Linked DNA regions of Mus musculus: region 1 is linked to region 2. A link is a contact called in ENCODE Hi-C or POLR2A ChIA-PET data. All regions are on one chromosome and are shown on one strand. Each heading gives the region's core, a stretch centred on a gene start or an enhancer-like site at or near the end of the contact. The rest is flanking DNA. Distances are from core to core; before and after follow the strand shown.

The links. Hi-C counts contacts between places; a loop is a spot of excess contacts on that map. ChIA-PET counts read pairs that join two places held with the same protein, here RNA polymerase II (POLR2A).
Region 1: a loop to region 2 is called in a map of T-helper 17 cell, with 2.6 times the contacts of the local background. The contact joins the enhancer-like site here to the promoter of Scd2 in region 2. A Hi-C loop is called at or near these places in 1 of 37 maps with a recorded cell type or tissue (T-helper 17 cell). POLR2A ChIA-PET finds 5 or more read pairs at or near these places in 3 of 5 experiments (all embryonic stem cell).

Annotation. Positions count from the first base shown.
Region 1 is chr19:44,386,948-44,390,876 of GRCm38, forward strand. No RefSeq gene overlaps it. Among named protein-coding and RNA genes, the nearest start is that of Scd1, 19 kb to the right of the region's middle. Within about 2 kb of position 1,678, at least 2 of the 3 ENCODE cell types and tissues checked have a DNase peak (open chromatin) inside an H3K27ac peak, as active enhancers do.
Region 2 is chr19:44,291,110-44,295,213 of GRCm38, forward strand. Scd2 (stearoyl-Coenzyme A desaturase 2) reads left to right here and starts at 2,567. Exons shown (of 6, transcript NM_009128.2): 1 at 2,567-3,302; 2 at 3,795-4,077. The coding sequence starts at 3,279.

The DNA.
Region 1 (3,929 bases), core at 428-2,927, 95 kb after region 2:
TCCGATCTACCACTAGGGGTGAACTAGGATTAACGAACCTGCAGCATCCAGATTTCACCTGCTCTGGGGATTCAAACTCAAGGCCGTCTCGCAGCCCACCAATAAGCACTTTATTTTTAAAGAATTATTTATTTTATATATGTGAGTACACTGTCACTGTCTTCAGATACACCAGAAGAGGGCAGCGAATCCTGTTACAGATGGTTGTGAGCCACTCTGTGGTTGCTGGGAATTGAACTCAGGACCTCTGGAAGAGCAGTCAGTGCTCTTAACCACTGAGCCATCTCTCCAGCTCCTCACTAAGCATTTTTTTTTAATGACAATTAATAGTTTCACAACTCAGCAAGAAGATGGTTGTGGTTAGGACTTGAACCAGGGCTCTGCATATGCTAAATCCATGAATCACCATTTTAAAAGTCTTAATGACTGCGAAGTATTTCCTCAAATGTTAACTGACCTATTAAAAAAGAAAAAAGTACGAGGCAGAAATCCAAAGGTATTTCACCAGAGCTCTTCTTGCTGGCACTTGGAATTAATTTTCAGTTACACAACACCACTGTAGTTTTGTGTGTGTGGTTAGGCCACTGTCTAGTTGCTTGCTTGGTTTTGATTGGGGGAGTTTGGTGTTTTTCTGCCTCTTTGCTCTGTACATTGTTTTGTTACCATGCTGCACTGTCATTGAGAAGTCTTATTCTGTTTCTCTCGATAACCTTTAGATTCCCAGGGTAATATTTCCACAAGCATGTAAGGTTTCTTACAACCCCAACTCTCATGTCAGAAACTAAATTCCTACTCTCTTCTCTTCCCAAAGGTGCTTTTTTTTTCTGACGCTGGCAGGGGTGAACACTGGCTTTGCTGCCACTAAAGATAAAATTCCATCGTGTTCTACTTCCCAGAGTGCTCTGCTCCAAACACCTCTCAGAGGTCCCCTTTCCCAAGTCCATGCTGCTCTTCTCACGTGCAGTCAGATAGGTCCCTGCCAGTCCCAGGAGTTGTATCAAAACTAGGATCTGACCTTCCAGCCCTAGGCGGCTGCCCTCTGCTCTACTGCGGCCAACACAGTAACTTTCTGAAACATAGTTTTCTGTCCTACATGCACAAGACTCTTCACGAGAAACAATCAGGCCATTCGCCTTTAATGTCAGCACTCAGGAGTCAGACGGATTTCTACGAATTTCTACACATAGCGGGTTCCAGGCCAGCCAGGATTACACAGTGAGACCTTGTCTCAAAAGGTTTTGTTTTTCTAAGAAACAGCGAAACTCTGGGTTCTTCAGGCGGGTATTCACAGCCTTTTTCTGTACTTTCCCCTTCCTACCCTCTTCCTACTCCTTCATCCCTGGAGACATCAACCTGGAAGGTTCCTGAAGACTGCTTTCCTGTCCGGTCTCTCCTTGACCGCCCGGTCTTTAATCTGTTCTGAGTTAGTGGAGCTCTGGTCCCGCGCTGTGCAGATTAAGTACAACGCACCCTGTCTACTGTCTGTTCAGTGTAGGAATCGCTACCTAAAAGGCAGCCCTGGACCAGAGGCCACACGCGAGTTCCCTGCCTTTCTCCCCTGCAGGAGGGATGCCAGTGTCTACATAGGACTTAACAAGTTAGCTCTCCTCCGGCTCCAGACCGCAAAGTGCGCACGCACCTCCAGACCGGCAGAGCCGCAGCGCGGCTGCTGATTGGCTGCGCGGGGTCAGGCGCTGTGGGCCGAGTGAACGCGAGTGACCCCGAGGGCGGGTGCTGACCGAGAATAACCCCGGGAGGGCGTGCCTCTCTGGGTGTCCGCACCCAGGACCAGCCTCGGGCGAGCGCGAGGGGCCAAGGTGTGGGGCTGAGGGTTCAACGCCCACCCCAGAAGAGCAGGCGGAGCTTCTGCACGGCCTCTCCACCCCCAGCTCAGTTTGTGGAGGCTCACAGTGCTTTCGGAGGTGTCGCGGGTCACTGAGAAATGCCCTAGTGACCCCAGTGAAATGGCTCCTCCTCACACTGTCCTTGATCCAGGAAAAAAACATGGCAGGAAGCTTTAGTTGGCAGAAACTGAAGTTACTCAAGGTGCAGCTTCTCTTGCCACGTCGTACTTTAGGGACAAAGGGCTGGGTTGATGGGAACAGGCTTTTGTGAAAGACTGGAGGAACGGGGGACAGTGAGTTCGCGTGAAGAATGAAGGTTATCACGCGAACATTGGTAGTGAAAGTTTAAAAAGGTTGCTCCACCGTGGAAAAGGTCAGTGAGTGAGTCACTCCACTCCTACTCGTGTGCCCAAATCAGCTGCAGACATCCACAATGTTCTTAAGAATTTTTACACAAATGTCTACAACAGGACCATCCACAGAAACAACTGAACAGTTAGCAGATGTTATCTGTGGAGCAGCCTAATGCTCTGGAGCTAGACATAGAAAGCCCATTATAACTGAATGGTGACTCTGTGTGTGTGTGTGTGTGTGTGTGTGTGTGTTTAAGTTGATTCCTCTTCAAATTGTATGTGTGTGTGCCTGTGTGTGTGTGTTAAAGTTGATTCCTCTTCAAATTGTGTGTGTGTGTGCCTGTGTGTTTATTTTTAAGTATACATGTATGTGAATTAAAGAGAATCCTTCTATTGGTCTGGAATCTTTATAAAGGAATAAGACTAGAGCCACAAGCAAGCTTGAGCCATCTCTGGCCTTTCCACTAAAGCCTGGGTGGGGCATAGTCAAGACAAAGGGTCTCTCTGAGACCATTGGACAAATCACTGAACCACTGTACCTCTGTGGCTTGGGTGTGGCAGGCTTAGCTGCACTGTGGGGAAAGGCAGAGTTGGGTCATCAAAGGGGGAGTGTTCTGCCTCTGGCAACCTCAGAATAGAGTCCTTGCTGCCTGTAATTAGGGATTGTGGCACTTGCCCTAAGGTCAACATTCAAGAATCAACGTAGTTAACTCTGGGTCACAGAAGAGAACTCTCCCTGTGACATTTCCCACAGTTGGTAGCAGAGTTAGAATCTAAAAGAAGACAGGAGATTGTTCCCTGATTCTATCCAGTGCTATCTGTTTTAGGAGCAGGGAGACAGTTCTAATAGAGGAAGGTAGCCTTGAGGGTCTCAGAGCTTGCTTGGGGAGGAGAGCACAGTTAGGCAAGCTGCCGTGGTAGAGAAAGGGGATTAAAGCAGCATGTGGTTGGATGTTAAGGGAGGGTGAATGGCATCTATTCCTGACAAACAGAAGGTTGTACGAGGTGGCTGGACATGGTTTTAGCTTCCTGCCACTGCCAGCCAGGGAGGGAGACCACACCACCAGGCTCTTTCTCTCAGTATAACTGGGTATCACTAGCAGGTTCCTAGGCATTAGACATATCTGGGTATGCCTGCTTTGTCCTGTCTTCCACACACAACATAGCCAGGAGGCAGGGGGACAGTGGGACCTGCAACCAGACCATTACAACATATTCACATTCTTCTCTCCTAGGGAATTCTGCCATAGGGACCACATTTAGGTATTTACAGCGTGCTATACAGTGAGATGAGATGTCATCTAGACCACAGCACGGTGTTCCTCTCTAGGAATGCTATCCATATGTATCATTATGTCTTCCACTCTGTAGATTTAGAACTTGGCTTCTTCAGGTTTCAGAGAATTAGAGTTGTGTTTGTGTAGTGATACAAACCCTTTTTAACTAGTCTAGTACATGCTCTCTGGATTCTACAACTACCGTACTTCAGTGTGGCCAGACTACAGTTTATATATCAGCTGCCTTTTGTCACATGGCTTGTATTTGTTCCCTTGACTTTTGAATCTAGACTATAATTAAACGGAATATTGAGTATTGCCTTTAGTCAACTAGTTTAATCAGTGCCCCTCCCACTTTGAGACAGGGTTTCTCTGTGTAGCCCTGGCTGTCCTGAAACTCACTTTGTAGACCAGGCTGGCCTCAAACTCCAGAAATCTGCTTGTGTCTGCCTCCC
Region 2 (4,104 bases), core at 1,317-3,816:
GTCAGCAGTGGGTAAAGGTCGGAGGGAAGAATGCTCTAGGCAAAGGGAAAGGAATATTTTTATCGTTTAATATTGAAAAATGGGACTGAAGAGAAATGAAGACATTTAAGGGAAAGACATAAGCAGGGAAGGACCAAGGTCCAGAGGGCCTCCAAAGCCCCCAAAAGAAGTACAGGCTCCATGCTGTGGCCAATAGGAACACCCTACAATTAACTTATTTACTTAATATACCAATGTGGGGGGTTGTTTTATTCTTACTCTCTTGAGTTGAAGGGTCAAAATTAAAAACTGCCATACACTGTGTGTCCTTTTTCATACAGAAAACTTTATAGTCCCGTCCCCAGCTTCCACGCACACACTGTGCATTGCTGTACCAAAGAAGCCTGCACTTCTCGCATCCCTGCATCCCTGCATCCCTGCAAACGCAAGCATAGGCAAACATTCATCACATATTACCTATACCTTTCAACCTGGTCACTTCGTACTTCTTGATGCCAGGCCTCATGCTGTGCTGTATCATCCCTATCACACAGCTTTATTGAAGCTGGCCCACACGGGATGAGACAGGCAGTTTCCTATCTTGATTATCAACAGTTAACATGGTCTCCCACCTTTTCTTCCTGGAACCCTTAACTCATTCCTTTTCTAGGTTTCCAGAACTTTCTCCCCAAGGGAGAGAAATGTAGGACTCCTGTTCTACGTCATTGTCTTGGCAGGCCTCCCTTGCTTTCTCCGATAGACAATGAATGCAATGGCAGCTGGCTTAAGAAACATCACCAACCAGCTCTGATGCAGGCAGCACTGTAGGCTGCAGGTTGAGGGAATGTAAGGGCAGTTTGTCTCCAGTGGAGAGCTGCCTTTAGTAGCAATCAAGGCATTCCAAAGGAAACACTGTGTCTTCTTCCCCAAAGCAGCATGCAATAGATACTTGGAAATCCCAACTCATCTGGTGGACCTTCATCAGTATCTGGAATAGTAGCATGGAGGGTGATGCTCCACCACACACACACACACACACACACACACACACACACACCCTGTGGATGATGGGAGTGGTCCTTTTAAAAGAGACCCCAGGATTTGGAGAGGCGGTTCAGCCATTAAGAGCATTTGCTGTTCTTTCAGAGCACCAGAGTTGGATTCTCAGTTCCCACACAGACTGCTCAACTCCAGTTCCTGGGAACCTGCCACCTCTAGCATTCTCAAGTACCTTCACACATGTGTGCATATGCACACACACACACACATGTCCGTATAATTACAAGTAATACTAAATCTTTTTGTTTGTTTTTAAAGAGAAACCCCAGAGACAAAGCTCACCCCTTCCCCATTGAACACAGAGATGGCCACCTAAGAATCAAAGGCCCATTCTTGGCAGAATCAAACTGCTGGGGCTTTGCTATAGATACCCAGCCCCCAGAACCGTGAGGAGCCAGTATCTGTTGTAAAGGCCTCACAGTCTAAGGGAGTTTGTTTTTAACAGCCAAGGACAAAGGACAAACCCACAGCTAGTAAAAGATCAGACATCACGCAGACAACCCAGGGGGAAGTGACATCTCCAGATAACTTCACACAGTACCTCTGAGCCTCCGCCAGCCATTTGCTGAGGACACCTGGTCTTGTTCAGCATTCTTGGCTATGGTCAGTGAGCCAGGCCTGCAATGGAGGTGTCTGGTCACAAGCCAGAGAGTTGGCAAGCCCCTGAGACCAGAAGGCAAGAGGTCTGGTTTGGTCTCAGGAAATGCCTGGCATCTCTCTTCTTGAGAAGACAAGATGTCTATCAACCCCTTTTCCTAGAGGTGGGAGATACAGTAATGGGGTGACCTGGATACAGAAGGTACTCTGTGAATGCACCGCCTGCATAGGCTACAAGTTCTATCTCTTGAAAGAGTTAACACAGGCCCCAGAGAAGATGGGGCAGCGAGGGAGGTGTGTTAGGTCAGAGCACCCAAGGTTCAAGGGTCATAGGGTCCTCTGAGGAGTGGCTTGAAAGCGTTTCAGCACAGCTAGCTCCTCCCCTTGCCGGCTGAACAGTTTATCCCATCTCCGTATGTCCCTATGTCCCCTTCTTCCTGCTTAGAGTGGAAGAACAGGGCTACCCACTGAGCGGTCACAGAGAACCTTGCAGTAATAATTTAATACCCACTCTCTGTTCCTACTCCACATACATAAGGCTCCCTCGGCTAGATGCTTTTCGGCGGTTTTCAGATAGCAAACTGCAAACTTTCAACAAAAGAGTCTCCTAAAGGTGCCACATGTATTCGCAAGGCGTGAGGTGGGAAGTGGGGGGTGAGGGGTGGGATTGAGATACTGCTGACTGACCTTGGCTGTGCTCTCGGAGTGTGCACAGTGACCATGGTGACCCAGACCAGTGTGAATGGGCAAGCCACAGATCTATGAAAACTTGATTACAGTACCAGAGCTCCGAGTTATTATCTGGTAAGCATCCTGGAGCTGGTGGGCAAGGCTGAGCCATTGTTCCAAAAGGGACTACAGAGGCGCCTGTTGGGGAGGGAGGCCCCTCTCAGCTTTGCTCTCTGTTGGTGGTAGCCATTTCCCCTCCCACGCGCCTCTGGAAATGCAAAGACCGGATGGAGTTGCAAGTGGTCGGCGCTCTAGTGGCTTTCCCACTTTATGTACCTCTCCGCGTCTTCCTGCCCCGGTAGCCAACCCCCACTGCTAGATTGGGTCTTCTCTTCCAGAGAAAGCGCTGAAGCGCCCCCGTGGCAGGGTGGGGGCTGGGTGGAGGACCAGCGGGGGATGGGTGAGAAGCCAGGAGCAGAAAAAGAAGGGAGGAGGGGGGGGCGGAGCTGGAGGCAGAGGGAACAGCAGATTGTGCAGAGCCAATGAGAGCAGCAGGACGAGGTGGTACCAAATTCCCATCGGCCAATGACTAGCCAGAGTTTACGAAGGCCTCATTAGCATCGCCCCCCTCCGCTTGGCTAGGGATGGGACAATGCGGTGTTGGTGTCTGCAGTATTCTGACTCCTGGACACCGGTGGCTGCAAGCTGCGATTTTGGCGTCCTCTCATTTTCTATCCTTATCTCCGCCCGCGGCTGCCCTGGCCAGCCAGTTTTTGATTTTTTATCTGGTCATTGATCAATATAACGAACCTAAGGATATACAGGACATTAATACCCCACTGCCAGCTCTGGCCCAGAGCTTGTACCGCGCAGCGGGCTGCAGAAACTTAGTCATAGCACCCTTTGTCGCTGAGGTCTGAAGCTCGCTGCACGTTCTCATCCCTGGGAACGTGACCCCAGCATCCGACGCCAAGATGCCGGCCCACATACTGCAAGAGGTGAGCTTACACCCCACCCCCCACCCCCTCCTCAGGTTGGCGGTTGCAGATTGGACTTCTAGGTGGGTGGCTGTTGAGGGTTGGAGAGAGTTCAGAGCAGCTGGGAGCATTTAGCCATCATTTCCGAATTGCTCAACCTTGATAGATTGTTTCTGGACCGGGTGATAACCGGATTTTTACTCAGTACAGTTGATTGTCCCAACTTGTGTTTCTTAAAGTAAAACCTGACCTCTTTTCGATATGCGCAGATTTTCCTTTGTGAGTTGCTAAGGGTGCTGCTAATAAAGCGTCCTTTCCTGCCCCTTCATCATAAGGCTTATTCCCGATGGCCTGCACATTTCCGTGTTCCATTGGTGCGCTCTACAGTCATGCAACCTTGGCACTGGGGTATGGCCGTTATTGCATCTCTCCCGCAGTTATATTAGAGGGAAAGTAACCCCTGCTGCCCCCACGCGTCTGCAGTCCCTAATTCTCCACCCCCTCTCATTGCAGATCTCTGGCGCTTACTCAGCCACCACCACAATCACAGCGCCACCTTCTGGGGGACAGCAGAATGGAGGCGAGAAGTTTGAAAAGAGTTCTCACCACTGGGGAGCAGATGTTCGCCCTGAACTAAAAGATGATCTATATGACCCCACCTATCAGGATGATGAGGGGCCCCCGCCCAAGCTGGAGTACGTCTGGAGGAACATCATTCTCATGGCCCTGCTGCATTTGGGAGCCTTGTACGGGATCACACTGGTTCCCTCCTGCAAGCTCTACACCTGTCTCTTCGGTGAGCAGCACCCCTTGTCTTGGGCCA